4 separate regions of the Homo sapiens genome follow, and regions 1, 2 and 4 are each linked to region 3. Evidence: chromatin contacts called from ENCODE Hi-C or POLR2A ChIA-PET data. All regions are on one chromosome and are shown on one strand. The core of a region is the stretch at or near the end of the contact, and the rest is flanking DNA. Distances in the headings are between cores, read along the strand shown. Region 1 holds the start of CTNNB1 (catenin beta 1). Region 2 holds the start of ANO10 (anoctamin 10). Region 3 holds the start of NKTR (natural killer cell triggering receptor). Region 4 holds the start of TCAIM (T cell activation inhibitor, mitochondrial).

What was found. A loop is a pair of places that touch in the nucleus more often than their neighbours do. ChIA-PET counts read pairs that join two places held with the same protein, here RNA polymerase II (POLR2A). Pooled maps may share reads with other maps.
Region 1: a loop to region 3 is called in a map of naive thymus-derived CD4-positive, alpha-beta T cell, with 18 times the contacts of the local background. The contact joins the promoter of CTNNB1 here to the promoter of NKTR in region 3. A Hi-C loop is called at or near these places in 1 of 168 maps with a recorded cell type or tissue (naive thymus-derived CD4-positive, alpha-beta T cell) and 8 of 50 pooled maps. POLR2A ChIA-PET finds 5 or more read pairs at or near these places in 2 of 52 experiments (HEK293 and HEK293T).
Region 2: a map of CD14-positive monocyte shows a loop between it and region 3 (7-fold over the local background). The contact joins the promoter of ANO10 here to the promoter of NKTR in region 3. A Hi-C loop is called at or near these places in 3 of 168 maps with a recorded cell type or tissue (CD14-positive monocyte, CD4-positive, alpha-beta T cell and CD8-positive, alpha-beta T cell), 4 of 37 single-sample maps with no recorded cell type and 15 of 50 pooled maps.
Region 4: a loop to region 3 is called in a map of naive thymus-derived CD4-positive, alpha-beta T cell, with 7 times the contacts of the local background. The contact joins the promoter of TCAIM here to the promoter of NKTR in region 3. A Hi-C loop is called at or near these places in 1 of 168 maps with a recorded cell type or tissue (naive thymus-derived CD4-positive, alpha-beta T cell), 2 of 37 single-sample maps with no recorded cell type and 9 of 50 pooled maps.

Annotation. Positions count from the first base shown.
Region 1 is chr3:41,198,154-41,201,705 of GRCh38, reverse strand. It overlaps CTNNB1 (catenin beta 1), which reads right to left and starts at 2,201. Exons shown (of 15, transcript NM_001904.4): 1 at 2,036-2,201. RefSeq lists enhancers at 1,331-1,440, 2,151-2,210, 1,552-2,498 and silencers at 1,791-1,910, 2,341-2,800.
Region 2 is chr3:43,620,648-43,624,306 of GRCh38, reverse strand. ANO10 (anoctamin 10) reads left to right here and starts at 2,296. Exons shown (of 13, transcript NM_018075.5): 1 at 2,296-2,398. RefSeq lists enhancers at 722-1,374, 1,375-2,027 and a silencer at 2,083-2,582.
Region 3 is chr3:42,599,248-42,602,542 of GRCh38, reverse strand. It overlaps NKTR (natural killer cell triggering receptor), which reads right to left and starts at 1,857. Exons shown (of 17, transcript NM_005385.4): 1 at 1,765-1,857; 2 at 1,479-1,559. The coding sequence starts at 1,536. It also overlaps a transcript of SEC22C not described here. RefSeq lists a silencer at 1,554-1,763.
Region 4 is chr3:44,337,431-44,340,850 of GRCh38, reverse strand. TCAIM (T cell activation inhibitor, mitochondrial) reads right to left here and starts at 2,085. Exons shown (of 11, transcript NM_173826.4): 1 at 2,017-2,085. It overlaps LOC105377055 (a long non-coding RNA gene), which reads left to right and starts at 2,733. Exons shown (of 4, transcript XR_940782.4): 1 at 2,733-3,146. RefSeq lists a silencer at 2,035-2,424 and enhancers at 2,565-2,734, 2,419-3,072.

The sequences.
Region 1 (3,552 bases), core at 952-3,451, 1.4 Mb after region 3:
TTTTTTAAGTTGGTTTTTCCTGAAAACTTTTAAATGACTGTTCTGGTCTGTGGGAGACTCAGGACTCCACAGGACTCTAAAGTTACATGCTATACTAAGCTTTCTAGCACAGGTTTTTTATTTTTCCCCACCCCCAGGACTTCAAACTTGAATAGTCTCAGCATTCCTTTAATCCTACAGAATAGACTTCTGAAAGTTTTTCAAGTTACTGTTGCAATAATCTCAGGGCCTTGTCCTTGTACACGGCCTTCAGAACAAAGGTTAGGTCAAAGTAATGAATATTGGGCGCAAATTAACCAAATTTTGTCTGGTGTGAAAGGACATCCTCAAACCTTTAAGGGTACTTTTTTTTTAATCAGAGATTTTTCAAAGATTTAAATATAAAAGTAAAATAAATTCCGCACAGCCTTAGTTCAAACGAAAAGCCTCCAAAGTAGAAATTTATGTCAATAATTTAAGCAGAGAATAAACCAGCAGTATAACATAAATAACACTTGAGACTATATTTACTATTTCTTAGGATGAATACAAGTCAACACGAAGACATCTGAAGGTATTGAATGTTCGTTCACCAAGTGACAAATACTGAAATGGCTTCCTAAATTCCAGACAAACTACAACTTAGCGATCTGAAAAACATTAGCCTAGACTTTATGAAAGGAAATGCTGCCGTCTCTTCAAGTTGATGTCTAGCCTAAGCCACCATTATTCATGATACAAAGCTCTCATTTCACTAAAACCACTCCTCGATTTCCTTTTGCCGACCTCTGCATACCAGCAGCCTAGTCTTTCTTCATTCACCACTCACAAACTCGAGGGGTGGGGGGAAGACCACAGATGTCTGGAAGATACAAAGTAGGAGACAACGCTCCCTCCAAAAGGGAAGAGAACGAAGGCAACAACTACATACACCCAACTGCCAAAGCTTTCAAGCTTGGCAGATTCAGAAGCAGGCTATAGGAACTTAACTTCGAAAAGTCTCGGTTCAAAGTCCTCTCTCCAGACAAAACACTGAAAGAAGTTGCAATGCTTGAATTCCATTTGGCCAGCTTTGGAGCGAAGGAAAAATTCACTCCGCTGAAAAGAAAACGTGCTCTATAATTCAATTTTAGCTGCCATCAAACTATTTGAATAAATTTAAATTATTTCTACGAACAAAATTCTCGAAGCGGTCTGAGTCAGAGGCTGAATCCTGCAGTTCACTTGGTAAGAAACAGTAAGCCATCACCTTCGCCTTCCTCCACCCCCTTATTTCACCAGGGTCTCATACCCACTACCATAAATCCATAAGACTCCCAGTACATTATCCACTGCTTTCACTCACCTGCATAGTACGCTAAAATACAGGTGCAAGACATGGATTTTTTATGTGCTCACCCTACTGACGCATCGCACCCGCTGCACTTAGAGTTTAGTTGCTCTAAGGTTTAAAGTTGCTTCGATTCAAACTCACATAGCCAGGGCATTAAAAAAAATAATAACACTTCTATTCTTAAGAATGAAAGAGGAAATCTTAAGAGAAAGTCCACTGGTCCGATCCCCAGGACTGATGGGACTTAGGGTGGCGTCTCTGCCTCAGCGCCCGAACCCCAACTCGCCGCAAGAGCTGAGAAGGCGGAGCCCCCCGTCCCCACCCCGCCCCCCACCCAGGGCCCGGCGCATCCCGAGGCACCGGGTCCCTCCCCCAAACTCGGCCAAGGCCAGAGCCCCGGACGGAAACCACAGACCCCCACCCCCACCCCCACCCCGCCTGCCATCCGGGCTCCTGTACGCGCCCCCGCGGCGCCCCCTCCCCGCAAGCGATGCCCCCAGGGCCCCAGAGAGGCAGCGCGACCGGAACCCGGGCCCGGCCGCCGCCCTCCGCGCCCCGGGCGCGGCCCACCCTCACCGTCCCCCACCTGAGCTCCCCGCTCCCAACCCCAGGCCTCCCGGCTGCGCCCAGCCCGCCGCCCGGACCGCGCGCCTGCTACGAAGTTTGGCTCCGAGAGGAAGCGGGAGCAGCCCCGGAAGGATAAGGAAAGGAGCGCCCAAGCACCTCAGGGGAACAGGCTCCTCCCGCCGCGGGAGTCCGACCGTCCTCGACCTGCGGTGGCGGCTCGGCGGGGACTGAAGCTGCTCCTCAGACCTTCCTCCGTCTCCGCCTCCCCTCGCTCTCCGCTCCCGGGGCCGGGCCAACGCTGCTGCCACAGACCGAGAGGCTTAAAATGGCGCCGCACAAGGAGCTCTTATAAGTCGCGCAGAAGCCGCTGTATCCTGCCGCCACCGGCGCAGCGCGGAGCGTTCCGCCGCGCGAGGACAAGGGGCGGGGCGCGAGGGGGCGGTGGAAAGTAGTCCCCGCGCCGCCCAGCAGTCTGCTGCCGTCTGAGCGCCCCGGGCCGGGGTGGGGTGCCTGGGCACCCCACGGACGCTCCCCGGGGTGACGGCTGGCGGCTGCCCGCTGCGCGGCCTGAGGGCAGCCCGTGAGGGCGCTGTGGTCTGCATCGGGGAGGCCGGGCCCCCGCGGCCTGGGTTGGGGAAGGTGGCCCTGGTATCCTCCCCTGTCCCAAGCCCGACGCCCCCGCCCCGCGCGTTTCCCGAACCGGGAGAGCAGCTGCAGGACTCGGCGCGCCTTTCCCGCGGCCTGCGGAAGGTGGCATCTCGGCCCCGGCCTTCGAGTACCGCTCGGGGCGGCCGGGACAGGTCCTGGGAGGGCGGAAGTTCGGGGCCAGGGCGGCGGCAGGGGCTCGGGTTCAGCGCCCGCCCGTCTTGGGGCGCTCCTGGCCCCGCAGCTGCCCCGTCGCTGGTCTGCGGGTTCCCGGCCGGGCGCGGGTTAGGGGGCCTCGCCGACCTTGTGGTCTGTGCCGCACACTCCCTGCTGGACCTGGGTCGCAGCCCAGTCTCACAGCACCCCCAAAGCCCCCCACTGTCCGGATGGTGGATCCCACCTCTCAGCAGGCTGTTCAGCTTGAATTTCGACCTGAATCACCGGGCCGAGCCGCCTTCTGTCCCCACTCACGAAGGCTGTGAACTCTCCGTAGAACGGGCGCCAAGCCCGCAATTCAACAAGTCCTTAGGAGTACCTACTGTGAACAAATAACTAATGGAAATGGATTAGCTCCAGAGCGCTGTCAATTAGGTTAATTCTTATAGATTCCATTTTTATCTGGTTCCACTTGTCACTAGGTATCAATAGATTTATTTGTGGGGATTTTTCTTTGGAGAAGAAGATTTTTACGGTATTACTTATTTGTGAAATCCAAGTATGTTTATAGAGAAAGCTATCGATTAAGCAGCCTCCAATTTTTTAACTAATTTTCTATTTAAAAACGTTTGTAATTCATTTCAATAGACTGAAAAATGTTTCCCATTCTAATGCAGCAAAATTGACGTTTGTCGAAGCTGCAACAAGTATGATCGATTCAGTTTCTCTAGGCTATTGTTTGTGCTTATTTTTCCTCCAAAACATTGGAGAGAGTACAAAAAGCAGCAGTGAAAGTTACCTCTGTGCTTTTATCCCAGGACTACAATTAATACAAGCAAACAATAGGTCTTAACACATAGATGCAGGCGGAA
Region 2 (3,659 bases), core at 1,047-3,546, 1.0 Mb before region 3:
GCTACATACCTTTTGGTCACTTAGCAGCCATCTAGGCTATCAGGTCGAAAAAACATAATATATACAGGGTTCAGTACTATCTGTGGTTTCAGGCATCCAGTGGGGGTATTGAAATGTGGCTAAGGGGGACTACTATATAGGGATCTATGTCATTAACTCAGGTTTGCCATTTATGCTGTCCAACAATTTGCTATACTTAACAGAAAGTTTTAATTTGTTAATTGTGGAGATGAAATAAGATTATACAAGAGAAAATGACTTTTATATTTCCATTCATTTTTCTTCCTAATTCCTCCAGCCACATAAATATAAGAAAATGAAATTATATGGAGGATGGCCGTGCGTTCTAGGATGAGAAGATAAGAAGAGTACAATTTAAAAACAAAAGTCTAAGGAGTAATTCATGTCTAAACTTATTGAAGTTCATAAATAATTTGTCCTGATTTTCAGAAGAAAGAGAGAACTTCTGAACATAACCACACAGGACCTACAAAAAGATAGCTGCACAAAAACTGGTTAATAATGTTGTGAGCTGCCATGATAGCATCGGAGGACTAGAAAGAATGACAAACTGCTCCTACCAAGTAACGAGTCTTCTGCTCCTTTCTTTTAGTTTCCCTGCCTCCTGCCTGGAACCTGGAAGACCCAGAGAAGGGTGGGGAGTAAAGAACAGACCAGCCTTCTCCGCACTGCAGTTTGTTGAGGCATTGATCTGGCCAAAGCTGGATGTATGGAGGCAGAAAGTGTTCATTCATTTTTTAAATTTTTCATTTCAGAATTATTGCTTGTCTGCTATGGACCTAACACTGTTCTAAACATTGGGGCTGGTAATCCTCCATTATCTGTGGGAGATACATTCCAAGATCCACAGTGGATGCTTGAAACTGAGGATAGTATAAAACTCTATGTATACTATGTTTTTTCCTACACATACATACATACTATGATAAAGTTTCATTTATAAATTAGGTACAGTAAGGGATTAACAACAATGAATAATAATAAAATAGAACAATTATAAAAATAGACTGTAATAAAAGGTGAATATGGTCTCTCTCTCTCTCTCCAAATATCTTATTGTTCTGGCCTCACCTATTTTCAGACTGTGGTAGACCCTGGGTAACTAAAAACACTTAAAGCCGGCAGGGCGCGGTGGCTCACGCCTGTAATCCCAGCACTTTGGGAAACCGAGGCAGGCGGATCACCTGAGGTCAGGAGTTCTAGACCAGCCTGGCCAACATAGTGAAACCCTGTCTCTACAAAAAATACAAAAATTAGCTGGGCATGATGGTGCGCGCCTGTAATCCCAGCTACTCAGGAGGCTGAGGCAGGAGAATCGCTTGAACCCGGGAGGCGGAGGTTGCAGTGAGCCGAGACTGCGCCACTGCACTCCAGCCTGGGTGACATTGCGAGGCTCTATCTCAAAACAACAACAACAAAAAGTCAAAAAGTGTGGTGGACAGAAGAAATAGGAGAGCAGGTAAGGAAATGGTGGGGTGAGGAGCAGATGAGAACAGGTATTAAGTAGGATGGTCAGAAAGGGCCTCAGGGAGAAAGTGAGAGCCCAGCAAACACTGAGGGAGGTGAGGAAGTGAGCCAAGCAGCCAACCGAGGGAAGAGCTTTCTGGGCAGAAGGAATGGCTGGGGCAGACTCTGAGCCTGGAGGTGGAAAGGTGTCTGGCGATTTCTAGGAGGAGCAAGGGTTTTGGGATTTGGCTGTGGTTGGATGTTAGGTTTTAATTATAAAAGGATCTGCGTTTTTCACAACTTGAAAGTGAGCTACAGTTAAAATGAGACTTGTTCTTATACCTGAAAGTGACCAGAAAATTAGGTTCTGGTCTTTAAGAGATGGAAGAGGGAAATGTGAAGGGGCGTATTCCTTTCCCCTGCCCCGACCGCTCGCGGTTGGAGAGCCCAGCCACATGCCGCCCCGGCTCGGAGTGACAGCCCAACCAGGCCTCTGCCTTCTCGGCCGCGCCTCTCCCGCTGCCGTCCGGATTTCGATGGGTGGTACAGTACGTTAGGCACGCCCCTCCCTTTCTCCCGGCCTGGTCTCCTGTTCCAGGCGACAGCCCAATGAGGGCTGCCTTTTTTTCTTCGGACCGGTTCCAGTCTAGGTTCTCGTCCACTACGATCGCCCAGTGAGGCCCCGCCCCTCCCACCGCAGTTCCGCCCCTCCCGGAGCTACCGCCCAGTGAGGCCCCGCCTCTCCCGCCGCGGCCCCGCCCCCCTGCGTGTGACCGCATCTAGGCCCCGCCGCGTCCGCCACGCCCAGCGCTCGGCGGCGCCCGCCCCACTGGCCTGGCCCGCCCCCCGCACCGAGCACTCTTTCGCCCGGCCTCCGGTTCTCGCCGGCTCTCGGACCCGCCTCCGAAGACGTGGAGCGCTGCGGCGGCTGGTGAGTCGGGGAGGGCACCTCGGACCCCCCAGCTGTCCGCAGCAGAGCCCGGCCCCTTGCAGCCACAGAGCCCCGGCCGCTGCAGGCTCCAGGAGCTCCGCCTGGTCGCCGCCCTGCGTTCCCGGGCCGCCTCCCGGTGCCAGCACCCCTGGGGATGGGAAGTGGGACCAGGATGGGCGCGGGGGCTGTGGGGGCAGGGACGAGTGAAGGTGTTGCGGGGAGCGGCGGTCGCAGGGGAGGGGAGAGGTTTGTGGAGGGGATTATGGGTCTGGGGCGAGGGTTTGAGTCCTGAGAGAAAGGCGGTGAGGCGGAAATTTGGGGCTGGTGAAGTCAGGATGGAGGATGTTGGGGGCCTCAGCGCTTTGGGGAAGGAGGCAGTGAGTGGGGTGGTCGGCGGAGCGGAGTGAAGGGTGGTTTTTAGAAGGGTCAGCTCGCGGGTCCCGGGGTTCTTGCTTCCCGGGCAGTCCGGGGATCAGGGCGGACTAGGCTGTCTCCAAGCAGGTTTGGCCGGAGCGGGCTTGCAGGATAATGCTCACATCGAGGTGACTGAGTTTCCAGGCTTTTGACTGGGACATACTGTACAGTTTAAATAATAGATACCTGTCTGGCTAGTGCCTGGGACACCTGAGAAACGTGGATGGAATGGGGTTCTCCCCTATAGGCAGCGTCTGATTTTGTGGGTGCCTTCACAGCACCAGCATTGGTGTGCGCTGCCTTCTGTAAAACCTTATATTCCAGCAGGACGGTGTATGGAGATCCCAGACTTAAAAAGTGCAGCTGAGGTTTATTCAGACTCAAGACACAGTTGTATCATATTGCCTTAAATCCTGCGGAGTTTAAATCTAATCCTGTGGGGTTTAAAGCGGTTAAATCCACTTTGTAGTGTCTACTTTTAATTTAAAGTCATACAAATCTAGAGGACTAGATGTTTTCTAAGGGCCCATTCTGCATGATAAACAGTTTAAAATTCGCTATGGAAAGTAAATCATCTGTTCTGAACAGCTGTTGCTGAAAGAATCGTAGAGTTGCAGATGAATGAAATTTGAAAGATCTAAAATAATGGAAGGGCATAGAAAAGTCTTGATAAATTGAAGTGTGTAAATGCACTTAAACCCACTGAAACTTTTTTCTTTTTGTTTTTTTTGAGACGGAGTCTTGCTCTGTCGCTCAGGCTGGAGTGCAGTGGCACAATGTCTGCTCACTGCAACCTCCGCCTCTCGGGTTCAAGCGATTCTCCCGAGTAGCTGGGATTATAGGCGCC
Region 3 (3,295 bases), core at 608-3,107:
ATATCTTCCTACCTCACTGAGTCAGTCCTACAGGCCATTTCTTACTATTCTCTTTCCTCTTCTACTCCAGCCACACTGGGCACCCTGCTGTCCCTCAAACATGCAAGTACAGTCCTCCATTGTTTAATAACCAGGACGGATTCTGAGAAATGTGTAATTAGGCAATTTCGTCATTGTGTGAACATCATGGAATGTATTTAAACACACCTAGATGGTACGGCCTACTACACACCTAAGCTATATAGTCTATTTGCTCCTAGGCTACAAACCTGTACAGGATGTTACTCCACTGAATACCGTAGGCAACTTTAACACAATGAAGTATTTGTATATCTAAACACAGCTAAACATTAAAAAGTTACCAAAAAAAGGTATTATATATAAGACCATTGTTAAAGATAGAAATGTCATTTGGCGCCTGACTGTATACTACTCCTCACCTCAGGGCTGTGCTGTTTCCCTCTACCACGAATGCTCTTCTTAAATACGGCTCACTTCATCTCCTTCTGATACCTGCTTAAATCTCATCTTCTCAAAATGGCCTTGTCTGACCAACTTATTAAAATAGTATCCCAACTACAAGTCACTGTTATTTTTTTCCTAGTTGTCCGTCTTCCCCCCAATAGAATATAAACTATAAAAGGAAGAGGCCTTTGTTTTATGCGCTGCTCTATCTCCAGACCCTAGAACAGTAGCAGGCTCTCATAAGAATATGCAGAACAAGATGTTGCACAAAGACAACACATATATATATGTCTCCAATTAAAACTTTTGTCACGGATAACAAAAAAAGCTAAGAAAACAGTTTGAAACCCTGCACGCTCTGCTACTTAGAATGAAATAACTATGCTTTAGAAGGAAATGTTTCATTTAAAAAAAATACACTAACAAATGTCTGGATTCCCTAAAGACAAACATTAATGCTAAGTGCATGCATGCTGCAATTCTGCTGGTACAAAATGCTCTGGTTTATCACAAAAGATCTTCACTAAGCCATTTTCCCAGGAACCACGAAATTCTAGCTAAAGATTCTTAAGGAAAAATAGAGGCAAAATTAACATATTAGTGATATATCGTGATTAGGAAACACACAATATTTCCTACTAGTTGAAACTTCATAGCACCAAGCAAGATAACCGGAAATCGGATCGGGAGTGTCTGCCTCACGGAGACACTGGGAGAGAAAAAGTCCTCAAAGAACTGCACCTCCTTTTCTTGGCGCCAGGCTGGCTACGAGGACTCAGTCCGGAGATGCAGCGGGGTGTGTGGGGTTTGGCAGGAAGAGGCCCGGACTGCGAGTTAGGGGTGTGCCCAGGCCACCTTCCTCTCCCACTGATTTTCTCTCAAGAGAAAACGGAAAGTTGCCTGCGCCTCCTACCCGCTCCCAAAAAGGCCGGGGGAGGGTTGCTGAGGGTAGACCCCTCCCCTTCGCCAAGGCAGGCCTCGGCCCCAGCAGCGCTCCCCAGTTTCCAGCTCACCCGGCTCCCGGTTGATCTCGATGTCGAAGTGGCACTGCGGCCGGTCCTGCGCCCCCATCGCGACCGAGGTGGCGGCAAGAGCTGGGAGAGAGGGGGAGAAAAGCGGTCAGGGCAGGGGCGAGGGCGGGGGCGAGGGCAGGGGCGAGGGCGGGGCTGAGACGAAGTCCGCGCCACGGTGCCTCACGCCGGCCCGTCGCGACAGCGCAGGAGGCCAAGACGAGGCCCCCTCCCGCCCCGGGCCTCGCGGCTCCCACGCAGCGCGCACGCATGCGGGCGAGCTCTTCACCTGGCTGGCCTCCAGCCTGAGCGGGTCCCCGTGAGCAGAAGAGAAAGCACTGCCACTGCAGCCAAACCCCAACGCCGCTAACGGAACGCCGTCTCCTCCCCCAGGCCGGGCCTCCCAATGCCACGCTAAACCCCGCGAGAGTCGGGACAAATACCGCGAGAGTACAGTCTAGATGGGGGTGGTCAACCGAAGGTGGCGGCAGCGGGGGCGTACGCACGGGGGCGTACGCACGGGGGCGTGTCTGGGGAGCTCTCGAGGAGCCTCCAGCCAGCGCTCCTATACCTGCGCGTTCCCTGTTTGCCCCCCCCTTTGAAGTCAGTCGCCCAATCTGAAAGCCGTGGATGCGCCTGCGCCCTCCATCTCGTCAGGTGTGGCTGTGAGCGCCGCGCATTTTCCGATACCGCGAGACTTCTCTGTTTCCGAGCGCTGTGAAGGAACTGAGTGAATTGAGGCTTTGAGTTTTCGTTAGCCAAGACGTTGTGTTGCTCTGTGTTCTTTTTGGCCGGGAGTGGTTATGTCCGTGTCCTACTGTTAGGTCTTTTAGGCTGAAGAATGCGTTCCTTCCCGCTTTGGCACCAGCGTCACTGGCACCGTTTTTGTCCTGTGCTTACTGACCATTCTGCATCTTTTGTGAAGTTTCAGTTCCAGTCTTCTGCCCGTTTTTAAATCTGGTCCTTCGTGTTTAACAGTTCTGGATACAAATGTTTTGTTAGATATATGTATGCTCTGAATGAAAATCTTTTGTTACATAAATGATTGCGAAGTCTTTTTCCCAATCTGGGCCTGTCGTTTCATTGTTTTGACGTTTTTGGCAAAGAAGTTTTTAATTCTGATTAAGTCAATTGGTCAGTTTTATATTTTAATGGTTTGTGCTTTTCCTGTGCTAGGAAATCTCTGCCTACCTCAAGTTCTTGAAGATATTCTGTGTTCTCATATATGTTTTACATAGTCTTTAACGTGTAAGTCTATGATATGATCTAATATCATTAATTTTTGCTTATGTTGTCAAGTAAGTGTCAACATTTTCCTATTGGGATATACAGTCGTTCCATTACCGTTTGTTGAAAAGACTCTTTTTTTTTTTTTTGAGACGGAGTCTCGCTCTGTCGCCCAGGCTGGAGTGCAGTGGCGGGATCTCGGCTCACTGCAAGCTCCGCCTCCCGGGTTCACGCCATTCTCCTGCCTCAGCCTCCCAAGTAGCTGGGACTACAGGCGCCCGCCACTACGCCCGGCTAATTTTTTGTATTTTTAGTAGAGACGGGGTTTCACCGTTTTAGCCGGGATGGTCTCGATCTCCTGACCTCGTGATCCGCCCGCCTCGGCCTCCCAAAGTGCTGGGATTACAGGCGTGAGCCACCGCGCCCGGCCTGAAAAGACTCTTATACATTGAATTACCTTCGCCTTGTGACCATATATGTGTGGGTCTGTTTCTGGATTTTTGTTCCAATGATCTGTGTCTGAGTACCACACTATTTTATAAGTTTTTTTTTTAAACTATAAAATACACATTACATGGGCGGGCGTGGTGGCT
Region 4 (3,420 bases), core at 836-3,335, 1.7 Mb before region 3:
AGAAATAACTCTTAGGGCAGTGGTTTTCAAAGCAGCAACAGCATCCGTGAGAAATGCAAATTATCAGGTCCCATCCGAGTCCTGCAGAATCAGAATCTGGGTGGGATGGAGGAATCTGTTTTAACACACTGTCAGGGATTCTGATGCACACTCAGGTTTGAGAACCACTGTATTAGGGAATCCTGATTCTATCACCAAAGAGGATTCTGGGGCATCTGTTAATGTTTAAGCTTTAATTCTTTAAAAATAATTATTTAATACAAACTTGGATCTTTAGCTACCCAATTTATGCTAAAAATCAAAGGAGGATTTCAAGTTTTTGCTTGAATTAGTTCTTTGTTTCCTGTATGGTTTATGTACTTTTCAGATTAAAAAAACCAAAATTCTAAGTAGAGACAATGTCCAGCAGGTTGGCAGGCATGGCTGCCTGCCGCTTCACAACGCCCAGATCTTGGGTTAGTCTTCAACCTTGTAAGAACAGAACCCAATTTTATCACTTCAAGACAGAAATACGTGGGCCTTGGGGAAGCTAAATTAGAAGGCCTGATAACTGGAATGTCAATCTGTAAATTTACTTTGAGATTATAACTGCTAAGACAACTAGAAGATTCAGATCTAATGTTCTTCCTCTTTCAGGACTAGCTACACAGAAAATCAAATTACTATCAGCTGACTGAAGACACATTGCTTCAGAGTAGAGTTGGGTGCTCTCATTCAGACACTAGCTCCAAAAGTCTGGGACATCCACATCAACCGCAGGCTTCTCGTCTTCAGATAAATTCTTACATAGGTGGTTCCTGTCCATACTGCACTTAGCCCACTATACTTCCACTTGGAAAATGCTATAAAATAACTGAAGAGGTTGCACTGTCTTATCACACTTGGGAGGCATACCGAGTCTTTAACTCACCCATTCATCACCACTTATGGGCCAGGTCCTGCGTAAAGCATTGGGACTAGAAAATTATTAAGACAATTCTAATACTCAAAAGACTTTTAGAGGGAGGGGGGAGTGTAAAAACAGACACAAGCAGATAAGTATAAAACAACGCAGTAAATGCAATAATACAAACATGCACAGAATATGAGAAACTCCCAGACGCAACACTTGGAATGGGGCGGGGAGAGCTCAGGAAGGTCTTCTCTAAGGAAATGGTGCCTTTCCTGGAAGAGGGCAGAGGACCGGGAAGGATAAAATTTATTTACAAACCATTGTAAATGACTACTTTAATCTACTTAACAGTGATATTAGTTTCTGTTTCATAAAGTGAAAATTTCTAATTTTACCTAAAATCTGTTCTAAGTGAGGCATTAAATCTGTGCAGTTTCAAACCAAATTTGGTGGAAAGATACCTAAATCAGTGAAAAATCCAAATTATGGAAGAGTACACGAAAAACGGTTTTGTTTTGCTTACTTTCAACTAACACCGAGTGTGTGCCAAATAGAGCTCTCAGGATTGAGCTTTGACCATTTGGCACAACTTTTATTTGAAAGTAATTTATTTTAACAAAATTAATATCATGCCACTCTCATTTGAACTGTGACTTCCCTTAGTGACTATCTTGTACGGTTTCTGAAAGCAGTTTGTTATATCAAGGAGGGACAAAAGCGGTAATTTTCATGGCTTTTCAGTTGAATATGAACTTCTTAGAGTAGGGGAAAAAGGCAAAGAAAAAGAGCAAAAGCAGGAAATGCTATTAGATACATTAGCCTAGATTCTGTAGCTTCCTTTTCTAAATCTCGCTATATGAGATTTAGTACGTAACAATTTCCCGTAAATCAAAGACCTCGGAAAAATATAAGTCGGAAACAATAAAACCTAAATCGTCTTTGCGTTCTCATTTCACAGCGAGTTAAAATGTAGATGCGATGCGGATACTGCGTCCCCTGGCACTGCCTCAATTCAAAAGTTAGCACTTTGCGCTAAGGTGGCTCTGAGCACTCCCCTCCGACCCCGCTTCCCCCCTAGAGGAGCATGAATGCACCACCGGAGCCCCTCCCCTCTTGCTCCTTACAGTTCTGGCAAGGGTCCGACGCGAGGGCTTTGTCCGACTAGTTCCACCTCCCACCCAGTACACCAGAAGGGAGGACAGTCGCTCCGCCCGCAGGGCTGTTCGGACGCGCATGCGCACTGGGGCGTCAGCTGGCCAACCAGCGCGCGACGCACGGCCAGGCGCTCCCACCTGCCCTCGCCCCGGTGGGCGACAGGCTTTGACGGGCTCCTAGCCGCAGTGCCCTCTGAGCCCCCAACCCTGAATTCTCAGCTGGGCCCTCCCGGCTCCACCTGCCCCCAACACCCTCCCCGCTCCGGCGGCGGCAGGGCGCTCGAGGCAAGCCCGGGCAGGGGGACGAGCTGCAGGTGACGCCCTGGTTGGCTGGAGCGTGCCAGGCCTTCCCCCTACGGCGCCTGCGCACAGCCAGGGCGTGGATTCAACCTTCCGCGGTGCCCTGCCTCTAGCTGACGTCAGCACCCTGGTAACTGCTGCACCTTCGCCGCGCGCTTTGAGCCCCCGCCCCTCCGCCTTCTTACCGGCCGCCCTGAGGGGTCTCGGCGCGCTCGGCTGAGAGCTTTAGGAGGCGCGAGCGAGCACTCCGACTAGGCCGGAGGGACTCGGAAAATGATGGTCCGGCAGGTGGTGGGTCCTGACCCAAGGGCCTGCAAGGAACGGAGAAGGGCAACCGAGCACGCGCTGGATCTTGGGGAAGAAGGGGAAAGGGACTGCTGGAGGAGGCGCGCATGCGCCGTGCGGTCCTTCGCCCCGGGCGCCCTGGCAGGGGGCGAGGCTCTGCGGAACTCCCGGAGCTGGCGCCAGGGAACAAGTCTCAGTGGAGAGCCTCGAATTTTAAAAGTCTCATTTAAGTATTTCTTTTGGTTTTCCTTGTATAAATATAGCTAACTTTTAAACATTTCTTTTCCGGCTTGTGTTGTTTGCTTTGGACCCTTCAGCACCTATTTTTAAACGTTAAGCATTCCCCAGTCAGCATGAAAGTTTTACTGTTAGTTTTATTTTGTTCCTATAATTTTGATTCCCCCCAGAAACTGCCACAGATGAAATCAAGCCAATAGAATTGAAAGCAAAGATCACCTGGTGGCCATGAAGCCGACCATCCTTAGGCAGAAACTCCTTACCTGAGGAATTTAGAGGTAACTAGACTTCCCTGTTACCTAAAGCCAGCATCTGGTACCAGACTTCTTCCCTCCAAATTTAAAAGTAACTAGAATTTCTATGCATCTCCGTAATGCACGCATGTCAAAACTCATTGTGCACCCCTTGCCATCTGCTCCATGCCCCAATCAACCCCTGTCCCCTACCATCCAGATACTTTATTACCCTCACATACTTGCACAGGAGTTACATATGCCACTAGTACAAAGTCCTCAGAAAATCCCCCAAGTGTTATGCCTCTCCACAAGGTGG